2 separate regions of the Homo sapiens genome follow, and region 1 is linked to region 2. A link is a contact called in ENCODE Hi-C or POLR2A ChIA-PET data. All regions are on one chromosome and are shown on one strand. The core of a region is the stretch at or near the end of the contact, and the rest is flanking DNA. Distances in the headings are between cores, read along the strand shown.

Region 1 (5,192 bases), core at 1,352-3,851, 1.3 Mb after region 2:
TAGCTGTTGGAAAGTCCTGTCCCACAGAATTTAGCATTCATCTGTCAGATATAACAGGAACAGAACAGATTTCTCCATTGTCCCAAAATCTCCACCCTTTTAAAAAGGAGAAGAACTGAACTTTTGTTAAATCTTTTTAATTCAATGTACCTATTACACTTTCTTGTAAAAATGTATTCCTTTTTTGCAGCCATAATGGAAGAGGGTTTTTCCCTTGGTAGTAGTTATACTACTAAGTCCTGAAATTCCATCTGAAATCATCCGAAAAACAAACACACCTGAGAAACGTACTACACAAGCTCTGGGGCAAAAAAAATAAATAAAGGCTTTTAAAAAATGGAATAGAAGATTACATATACCATTTATATTCTGAAGTCCAACTCTTTCTAGTATTACTTATAAAATTTATTTTCTGAAGTCCGACTCTTTCCAACTTTGGGTATACTTTGTCTTCAAAGTATAAAATAACAATCTCTAATCATAGGATGTATTTCACGGTTAATCAAAAATTTAGGCTGAAAAGAGTAAACATATCTTTTCAAGCTAACAAACTCAGGAATCAGCAGTGCTGACTGGAACACAGAAAAGTCTAATGCAACAATCAGTGCAGGTCATCCTATCACCTGGGACATCCCTTAACCCTATTCTGTTCGCCACCCTCCTAGGAGACACTCACCACCCTCCTAGGAGACACTGCCTTGTGTGCTTTTCAGGATCTTGCACTACCTCAAAGGGCAGGTTCTCCAGTCCTTAGATATAACTTTCTACCTTTTAAGTCTGAGAGAGTCCAGAAGGCAAAAATCATTTCCGTTTTTTTTCCTATGGAATATGACCATGAAATTGGCTGTTCAGTCATGTGTCTCCAAGGAATGGAAACTAGGGTTGGGAAGAAAAGGTGAGTGTCCCAGGAGTTAGCTTTTTACAGGAATTATATACCAGAAGATTCCTCCCATCCCAGTGGATCCAGTTGCTCCCCAGGGGGCCACACCTTCCATCTCAGGCTGTCCCCTGGGAGGAGTGACCCAGGGGATGATATTCACTAGACCCTCCAAGAGACTTGGCAGCTGTGGACATCCATTTTTTTTGAGACAGGGTCGGCCTCTGTTGCCTAGGCTGGGATGCAGAGGCACGATCATAGCTCACTGCAACTTCAAACTCCTGGGCTCCAGCCATCATCCCACCTCAGCCTCAGGAGTAGCTGCGACTACAGGTGCCAGCTACCAAGCCCAGCTAATTTTATTATTATCATTTACACTAGAGACAAAGTCTTGCCATGTTGCCCAGGCTGGTCTGGAACTACTGGGATCAAGCAATACCTCTGCCTTAGCCTCCCAAGGTGCTGGAATTACAGGAATGACCCACCGTGTTCAGGAACCCAAAACAATTCTTTCAAGAAAAAGCCATACATTGCTAGCTGAAAACAAGATGACAAACTAGTGAAATATCGCCTGGGGCCAAACAGTTCATACTGTTGCTGTGAATTAAGGACAGAAGGTTAGCCTGGGGAAGTCTCTGGAAACCAAGAGATTTGCTGCCAGCCCTAGGAAGAGTCAGGATGAGAGAACACAGTGGTGGATTTGAGACCCTGCTGCCCACGTCTTTGGAAGACTCAGAGGGGAAACGGTCGCCCTTGGAAAGGAAGAAAGGACTGAGGACCACGGAAACCACAGCTCCTCCCACACACAAACCCCACACACGAGTCTGGATTCCACCTGGTGACTCGTCGTCACCGTGCAGCCTCCTCACCGGGTTCACAGGAACTGCGAGCCAGGCTGGAGGCGAGATTGCAGTTAGATATTAAACAGGTGCCCTCAGCCCCGCTGCCTCAAGGGGCCGCCTCCCTGAGAGTCAGGTCACAGCAGACGCTGACCGCCGGCTTCCCCATTGTGCCTGGGGATAAGATCTCCGAGTGCTGCTCAAGAGTCGCCGGAGTTCTCAGATCCTGAATCCCAGCAGAAAGGCTGGCGCCAACCAGGTTGAAGACCCCACGAGGGAGCCCTCTCAGCAGAATGCGGTTTCTTCACCTCCTGTCCCAGGATTCACCCCTCACTTCCCCACCAACCAAGGACGCTACACCCAGCCGCCCCCGTCCAGACCCCAAATCCCTCAGGGAGGCGGATCTGGGGTGTCCTCCCCTCTCCTCCTGTTAAACCGTTTCTGCTGCAGCCCTCGGCGTCTCGGTGCAGTGAGTCGGGCCGCGAACCTGTGTTGGTTACAGCCGCACAATCTGGGGAGACCCGGGGCTGCGGGCTCGGAGCTGCCCAGAGAGGGCGCCGGGGCCGCAGTCGCCGCGCAGGAACGGGACAGGACGCCCGGGGTCCCGGCTGCATGCCCAGCCCCACCCTGCGGCCGAGGGCCGACCTACGCCAGGGGGACCCGGGTCCGTAGATCCCGAAGTCGCCCTTGGGGAGGCCCGGGTCCAGCCACAGCCGATTACGGCCGGTTCCACCTAACCCCTCCCCCGCCTCGGGACGCCGGCCCAGCACACGCACCATTTCCCGACTTCCGCGGTGTCCCAGGTCCTACCGACAGCTCCCGCTGCCAATGCGTGTTCCAGCCAGACAAAGGCTGCCTCAGAACTTCCAGGTCGTCTCTCAGCTACAGAACCCAGAGCCGAGCGCAGGTGGGTGGAGCAGACGCCGCGGGCTTTTTCAACCACACACACTTCTCTGGGCAGTGCCTGATTGACAGTTCCCACGAACCCGCCCCACGCCCCTGATTGGATAGGGCGTCAGGTCCCGCCCCCTGAGGGCTGATTGACAGAAGAAGCGATCTTGCACAGCTGAGTGGAGCCGGATGAGCAAGTTCCTGACACAGCCCTTGGCAGGGGGGGCTTCCTCCCTGCTCTTTGATCTGAATCCTCCCGGGTTATATTTGCACTTAAGCGGAATTTCCTGCCCGTACTCAATAGGACCTCCTGCTTCTTCCTCCTGGACACGGACTGACAAACTAATTATATCTTTTTTTTTTTTTTTCCTCGAGAGGGAGTCTTGCTCTGTCGCCCAGGCTAGAGTGCAATGGTGCGAGGCTCACTGCAACCTTCGCCTCCTGGGTGGGTTCAAGCAATTCTCCTGCCTCAGCCTCCCGAGTAGCTAGGATTACAGGCACGCGCCACCACCCGGCTAATTTTTGTATTTTTCAGTAGAGGCTGGGTTTCACCATGTTGGCCAGGCTGGTCTCAAACTCGTGACCTCGTGATCCGCCTACCTTGGCCTCCCAAAGTTCTGGGATTAGAGGCGTGAGCAACTGCGCCTGGCTCCAATTATGCTCTTTTTCAATGAAATTTTTCAAGATTTTTCAATGTACAATTAAATTATTTTTTACTATAGTCACTCTGTTGTGCTAGCAAATACTAGGTCTTATTCATTCTTTGTAACTATTTTTTATACCTATTAACCATCCCCACTTCCCCCATAACTACTCCTCGCTACTACTTTTCGCAGCCTCTGGTAACCATCCTTCTACACATTTTTGGTTGTTTGAGATGGGGTCTTGCTCTGTTACCTAGGCTGGAGTGCAGTGGGGCCATCATGGCTCACTGCAACCTCTACCTCCTAAGCTCAAGCAATCCTCCCACCTCAGCCTCTCAAGTAGCTTCAGATTGTTCACTGTTGGCATATAAAAATGTTATTGATTTTTGTGTGTTGATATTGTATACTGCAACTTTACTGAATTTATTTCTCAGTTCTAATACTTTTTTGGTGGAGTCTTTAGGTATTTCCAGATATAAGATCATATTATATGCAAACAAGGATAATTTGACTTCTTCCTTCCCAATATGGATGCCCTTTATTTCTTTTTTTTTCTTTTTTTTTTTTTTGTCTTATTGCTCTAGCTGGGACTTCAAGTACTGTGTTGAACAACAGTGGTAAAAGTGGGCATTCTTATTGTGTTCCAGATCTTACAGGAAGGGCTTTCAGTTTTTCCCCATTCATTATCATGCTAGCTGTGGGTCTGCCATATATAGCTTTTATTATGTTAAGGTATGCTCCTTCTTTACCCACTTTTTTTTAGGGTTTTTATCATGAAGGGATGTTAAATATTATCAAAAGCTTTTTCAGTGCACATTGAAATGATTATATGGTGTTTGCCCTTTATTCTGTTGAAATGATACATCACATTGATTGATTTGCATATATTGAACCATCCTTGCATCCCAGGGATAAAGCCCACTTGGTCATGATGAATGATCTTTTTGGTGTATTGTTAAATTCAGTTTGCTAGTATTGAGTTGAGGATTTTTGCATCAATATTCATCAGTGACACTGGCCTATAGTTTTCTTTTTCTGACATGTCTTTGTCTGGTTTTGGTGTCAAAGTAATATTGGCTTTGTAAAATAAATTTGGAAGTATTGCCTTCTCCTCTGTTTTTTGGAATAGTTTGAGTAAGATTGGTATTAGTTCTTTTTTAAATGTTGGTAGAATTCAGCAGTGGAGCCACTGGGTTCTGGGGTTTTCTTTGCTAGGAGACTTTTTATTATGGCTTTGATCTCATTATTTGTTATTGGTCTGTTCAGGTTTTTTATTTCTTCATGGTTCAATGTTGCTATGTTCTATCTGCCTAGGAATTTATCAGTTTCTTCTAGGTTTTCCAGTTTATTGGCATATAGTTGTTCTTAGTTGCATTAATGATCCTTTGAATTTCTGCAGTATCAACTGTAATGTCTCCTTTTTCACCTCTAATTGTATTTATTTGGGCCTGGTTTTTTCTTAGTCTACCTCAAGGTTTGTCAATTTTGTTTGTCTTTTCAAAAAACCAACTTTTTGTTTCATTGTTCTTTTCTATTGTTTCTTCATTTCAAATTCATTTATTTCTACTGATTTTTATTATTTCTTTTCTTCTACTGATTTTGGGTTTGGTTTGCTCTTGCTTTTCTAATTCTTTAAGATGCATTCTTAGGTTGTTTATTTGAAGGTTTTCTTCTTCTTCTTTTTTTTTTTTTGAGATGAGTTTCACTTCACTCTTGCAGCCTAGGCTGGAGTGCAATGGCGCAATCTCAGCTCACTGCCACCTCTGCCTTCTGGGTTCAAGCAGTTCTCCTGCCTCAGCCTCCCAAGTAGCTGGGATTACAGGCACCGACCACCATGTCATTTTTTGTATTTTTAGTAGATACAGGGTTTCACCATGTTGGCCAGGCTGGTCTCGAACTCCTAACCTCAGGTGATCCACTCCCTTTGGCCTCCTAAAGTGC
Region 2 (5,160 bases), core at 1,196-3,695:
AGCTACTCGGGAGGCTGAGGCAGAATGGTGTGAACCCGGGAGACGGAGCTCGCAGTGAGCCAAGATCACGCCACTGCACTCCAGCCTGGGTGACAGAGCGAGACTCCATATCAAAAAAATAAAAAAAAGAAAATAGAGTCTTGGGCTGGGCGCAGTGGCTCATGCCTATATTCCCAGCACTTTGGGAGACCGAGGCGGGCGGATCACGAGGTCAAGAGTTTGAGACCAGCCTGGCCAACATGGTGAAACCCCATCTTTACTAAGAATACAAAAATTAGCTGGGCATGTTGGCACGTGCCTGTAATCCCAGCTACTTGGCAGGCTGAGGCAGGAGAATTGCTTGAACCCAGGAGGCATAGGTCGCAGTGAGCAGAGATCACGCTGCTGTACTCCAGCCTGAGCAGCGGAGTAAGACTGTCCTGGGAAAAAAAAAAAAAAGAAGAAAATATGGCTGGGCACGGTGGCTCATGCCTGTAATCCCAGCACTTTGGGAGTCCGAGACGTGTGGATCATGAGGTCAGGAGATCGAGACCATCCTGGCTAACACGGTGAAACCCCGTCTCTACTAAAAAAATATATATAAAAATATTAGCCGGGCGTGGTGGCGGGCACCTGTAGTCCCAGCTACTCGGGAGGCTGAGGCAGGAGAATGGCGTGAACCCAGGAGACGCAGCTTGCAGTGAGCCAAGATTGCGCCACTGCACTCCAGCCTGGGTGACAGAGCAAGACTCCGTCTCAAGGAAAAAAAAAATACAGTCTTGAAGAGATATTTGGGCACCCGTGTTCATAGCAGCGTTATTCAACACAGCCAAAAGGTGGATACAACCCAAGTGCCCATGGATGGATGAATGAATAAACACAATGCGGTCCATCCTTCTATATCATGAAATATGACTCAGCTTTAAAATGGACGGAAATTCTGGCCAGGCGTAGTGGCTCACCCCTGTCATCCCAGCACTTTGGGAGGCCGAGGTGGGCGATCACTTGAGGCTGGGAGTTTAAGACCAGCCTAGCCAACATGGTGAAACCCCATCTCTACTAAAAATACAAACATTAGCTGGGCATGGTGGCGCATAAGTGTGTTCTCAGCTACTTGGGAGGCTGAGGTGGGAGGATCACTTAAGTCTGGGAGGCAGAGGTTGCAGTGAGCCAAGATCACACCACTGCATTCAAGCCAGGGTAATGGAGCGAGGCTCTGTCTCACAGTAAGTACACAAAATGAAAGGAAATTCTGATACAGGCTATGACATGGATGAACCTGGAGGACATTATGCTCCATGAAATAAGCCAGACACAAAAGGGTAGATATTGTATGATTCCACTAGGAAGGGTAGATATTGTACAATTCCTCGTAAGGTTCCTAGAGGAGTCAAATTTGAGACAGAAAGTAGAACCCTGGTGGGTGCCAGGGTCTGAGAAGGGGATGGGGAGTGAGTGTTTCATGGGGACAGAGCTTCAGTTTGGAAAGATGAGAAAGTTCTGGAGATGGATGATGGTGCTGATGGTTGCACAGCAGTGTGAATGTGCTTAAGGCCACTGAACTGTGCAGTTACAGATAGTGAAGATGGGCCGGACACAGTGGCTCACGTCTGCAGTCCCAGTACTTTGGGAGGCTGAGGCAGGCAGATTACCTGAGGTCAGGAGTTTGAGACCAGCCTGGCCAACGTGGTGACCCCCCGTCTCTACCAAAAATACAAAAATTAGCCGAGTGCGGTGGCAAGCGCCTGTAATCCCAGCTACTCAGGAGGCTGAGGCAGGAGAATAGCTTGAACCCGGGAGGTGGAGGTTGCGGTGAGCCCAGGGCCTGGCAGCAGCAGATGCTCCATAAAACATCTGAATGCCTTCAGGAAGAAGGGATGGGCTATTGTCACAACCATTTGACAAGGAAGGAAGCTGAGGCACAGAGAATTTAAGAAACTCACCTCAAGTCTCACAGCGGACATGGGGATGGGTGCTAGGATTCAAACCCGGAGCTTTGACTCCTGAGCCCCAGTTCAAACCCTGAGACCCCCAGCTCCTGCTCACGGAGAGCTCAGAAGGGGCCAACCCCTCCAGACTCCTATATTTACCACTAAACCCCTGGGGGGTGGGGGATGGTTGCTGTCATAAAGCCGATTTCTCAGATGGTGAAACTAAGGCTCAGAGGGGGCCGTCCCAGGGGGCATAGGGCAGGAGATGGGAGAGTCCAGGAGAGAAGGGGTTTTGAGGTGGGCCTGGTCGCCCCCTCCCAGCACCCGGGCCCCTTCCCCCGTGGGCCCGCGACCACGCTCCGACCCTCACCTCGCAGCTGCTTCTCGGCACCGTCTTGCGTTTCCAGCAGCCGCTCCACCACCTGCTCGTGGCGCCCCAGCAGCCGTCGCTGCTGCGCCTCCGCGCGGTTGGCGCCCAGCAGGCTGAGCAGCCCCTGGCTCACCTCCTCTATGTCGCGGAAGGCGGCCATGACTACGCCAGGCTCCAACCCGCGCAAATTTGACTGTCCGCGGGGCCCGCCCTCTTCCAGAAGAGGTTGCTTTCCATTGGATTTTTTGATACGTCAGTCATAAGCAATGGCCAATAGGCATGGGGAACAGGATCTTAGACTGGGCTAAGCCGCCTTTGGTCTGGCCTGGTGCGCCTGCGACCACTCCTCCGTCAGTCATCGGTGATGACCAATCGGCGCAGGAAGGGGGAGGCTCCGTTATCCTTCCCGATGCGCCTGCGCGGGAGAGAAAGCGGCTGTTTATTTCTCCATAGGTCGAGCGCTTGCTCTGTGCAGGGTGGGGTTCTAACGGCAAAGCAGCGAGCAGCTTCTCCTGGAACTTACATCCTACAGTGTGTGCGTGGGATACACAATAAGCATAGAGAATAAGTAGATTCTATGAGAGGCTGCATAGCAAAATGGCGTCTGCAGCCAGATTTACTGGGTTCGAATCCCAGCGTTGCCACTTACTAGCTGTGTTACCCTGGACAGACTTCACCTCTCTGTGCGGTACTTTCCTCCTTAGTAAAATGAGGGTCATACTAGTGCCTGTGTCAGCGTTGGCGTGAGAATTCTTCTTATTACTTTTTTTTTAGAGACAAGGTATTGCTCTGTCACCCAGGCTGAAGTGCAGTGCCACAATCATAGCTCATTGCAACTTCGACCTCCTGGCCTCCAGCAATCCTCCTGCCTCCGCCTCCCAAAGTGCTGGGATTACAGGCGTGAGCCACCGAGCCCAGCCTGGCGTGATAGTGTCTCCTATTCAGTAGGTGCTATATAGTTGTTTAATGAAACATACATAGAATCCTAGCATGTAGCTGGGTGCAGTGGCTCACGCCTGTAAGTCTGAGCTCTTTGGAAGGCTAAGACAGGAGGATCGCTTGAGCCCTGGAGTTTGAGACTAGCCTGTCTCAAAACAAAACAAAACAAAGAAAAGATCAGTGCTGACTCTAAGGTGCTGGTTCCATGCTAGACACTGGTATTTCTGCAAGAAACAAGATGTTAAGATGGCATCTTTTTTTCTTTCTCTCTCTTTTTTTTTAAGACAGAGTCTCACTCTGTTGCCCAGGCTGGAGTGCAAGGCATTCCAGCCTGCTTCCTGGGTTCAAGGCATTCTCCTGCATCAGCCTCCCGAGTAGCTGGGATTACAGGTGCCCGCCACCGCACCCAGCTGATTTTTTGTATTTTTAGTAGAAACGGGGTTTCATTATGTTGGCCAGGTTGGTCTTGAACTCCTGACCTCGTGATCTGCCTGCCTCAGGCTCCCAAAGTGCTGGGATTATAGGCGTGAGCCACCGCGCCTGGCGTGGCAACATTTTTATGTGTGCTACCACCTAAAGAACATCTCATTGCTTTCCTATGATTTTTTTTTCTTTTCTTTTCTTTTCTTTTTTTTTTTTCTTGAGACAGAGTTTCGCTGTTGTTGCCCAGGCTGGAGTGCAATGGCGCGATCTCAGCTCACTGCAACCACCACCTCCCAGGTTCAAGTGATTCTCCTGCCTCAGCCTCCCGAGTAGCTGGGATTACAGGCATGCGTCACCATGCCCAGCTAATTTTGTATTTTTAGTAGAGACGGGGTTTCTCCATGTTGGTCAGGCTGGTCTTGAACTCCCGACCTCAGGTGATCCACCTGCCTCGGCCTCCCAAAGTGCTGGGATTACAGGCGTAAGCCACTGTGCCCGGCCTTCTTTTCTTCCTTCTTTTTTTTTTTTTTTTTTGAGATGGGGTCTTGTTCTGTCCCCCAGGCTGAAGTGCAGTGGCTCAGGTGATCCTTTCATTTCAACCTTCCAAGTAGCCGGGACTACAGGTGTGTGTCACCCTTTGGTGCCTGAGAGCATGGCTTCTTGAACCAGCTGTGTAATGTTGGCATAGACCTCACTTCTTTGTGCCTAAAGGCAGTGAATAACAATTAGGCAGAGTGAAATCAAGAGGGGAAAAGACTTCAGGTTCACTTTCTGATGCTGCAGCTTACCTGTGACCTTGGCAGGTTCCTAACCTTTCTAAGCCATAGTGGCTAAAGATAGCCCTTTCTTATTAGCTGCCAGGAGGTGTCCCAGAGATAAGCCAGGCAAGATTGTGCAACTCGAGCCTGATAGATCTAAAGGCTCCTGTGGAAAAATGCCACCCGCCCACCTCCCTTCCAAAAAAGCAAAGCGAGAACCGCTTCCCAGCCATTAGGATGGCTACTGTCCAAAACCAACCAACCAGCCAAGCAACCTGGAAAATAACAAGTGTTGACCAAGATGTAGAGAAATTGGAATGCTGTGTACCCTTGCTGAGAATGTAAAATGGTGCAGCTGCTGCGGGAAACAGTATGGCAGTTCCTCAAAAAATTAAAAATAGTATTACCATATCAGCAATTCCACTTCTGGGTATAGCCCCAAAAGAATTGAAAGCAGGTTGTTGGGCCGGGCGCAGTGGCTCATGCCTGTAATCCCAGCACTTTGGGAGGCCGGGGCGGGCGGATCACCTGAGGTCGGGAGTTCGAGACCAGCCTGACCAACATGGACAAACCCCGTCTCTACTAAAAATACAAAATTAGCCAGGCGTGGTGGCGCATGCCTGTAATCCCAGCTACTAGGGAGGCTGAGGCAGGAGAATCGCTTGAACATGGGAGGCGGAGGTTGCGGTGAGCTGAGATCACGCCATTGCACTCCAGCCTGGGCAACAAAAGGGAAACTCCGTCTCAAAAAAAAAAAAGA

Evidence for each region. Hi-C counts contacts between places; a loop is a spot of excess contacts on that map. ChIA-PET counts read pairs that join two places held with the same protein, here RNA polymerase II (POLR2A). Pooled maps may share reads with other maps.
Region 1: a loop to region 2 is called in a pooled map, with 7 times the contacts of the local background. The contact joins the promoter of ZNF443 here to the promoter of SPC24 in region 2. A Hi-C loop is called at or near these places in 1 of 50 pooled maps. POLR2A ChIA-PET finds 5 or more read pairs at or near these places in 2 of 52 experiments (MCF 10A and RWPE1).

What each region holds. Positions count from the first base shown.
Region 1 is chr19:12,438,420-12,443,611 of GRCh38, forward strand. It overlaps ZNF443 (zinc finger protein 443), which reads right to left and starts at 2,602. Exons shown (of 4, transcript NM_005815.5): 1 at 2,493-2,602. The coding sequence starts at 2,495. RefSeq lists a silencer at 2,281-2,370 and an enhancer at 2,781-3,050.
Region 2 is chr19:11,153,337-11,158,496 of GRCh38, forward strand. SPC24 (SPC24 component of NDC80 kinetochore complex) reads right to left here and starts at 2,446. Exons shown (of 5, transcript NM_182513.4): 1 at 2,281-2,446. The coding sequence starts at 2,440. RefSeq lists a silencer at 2,403-2,562.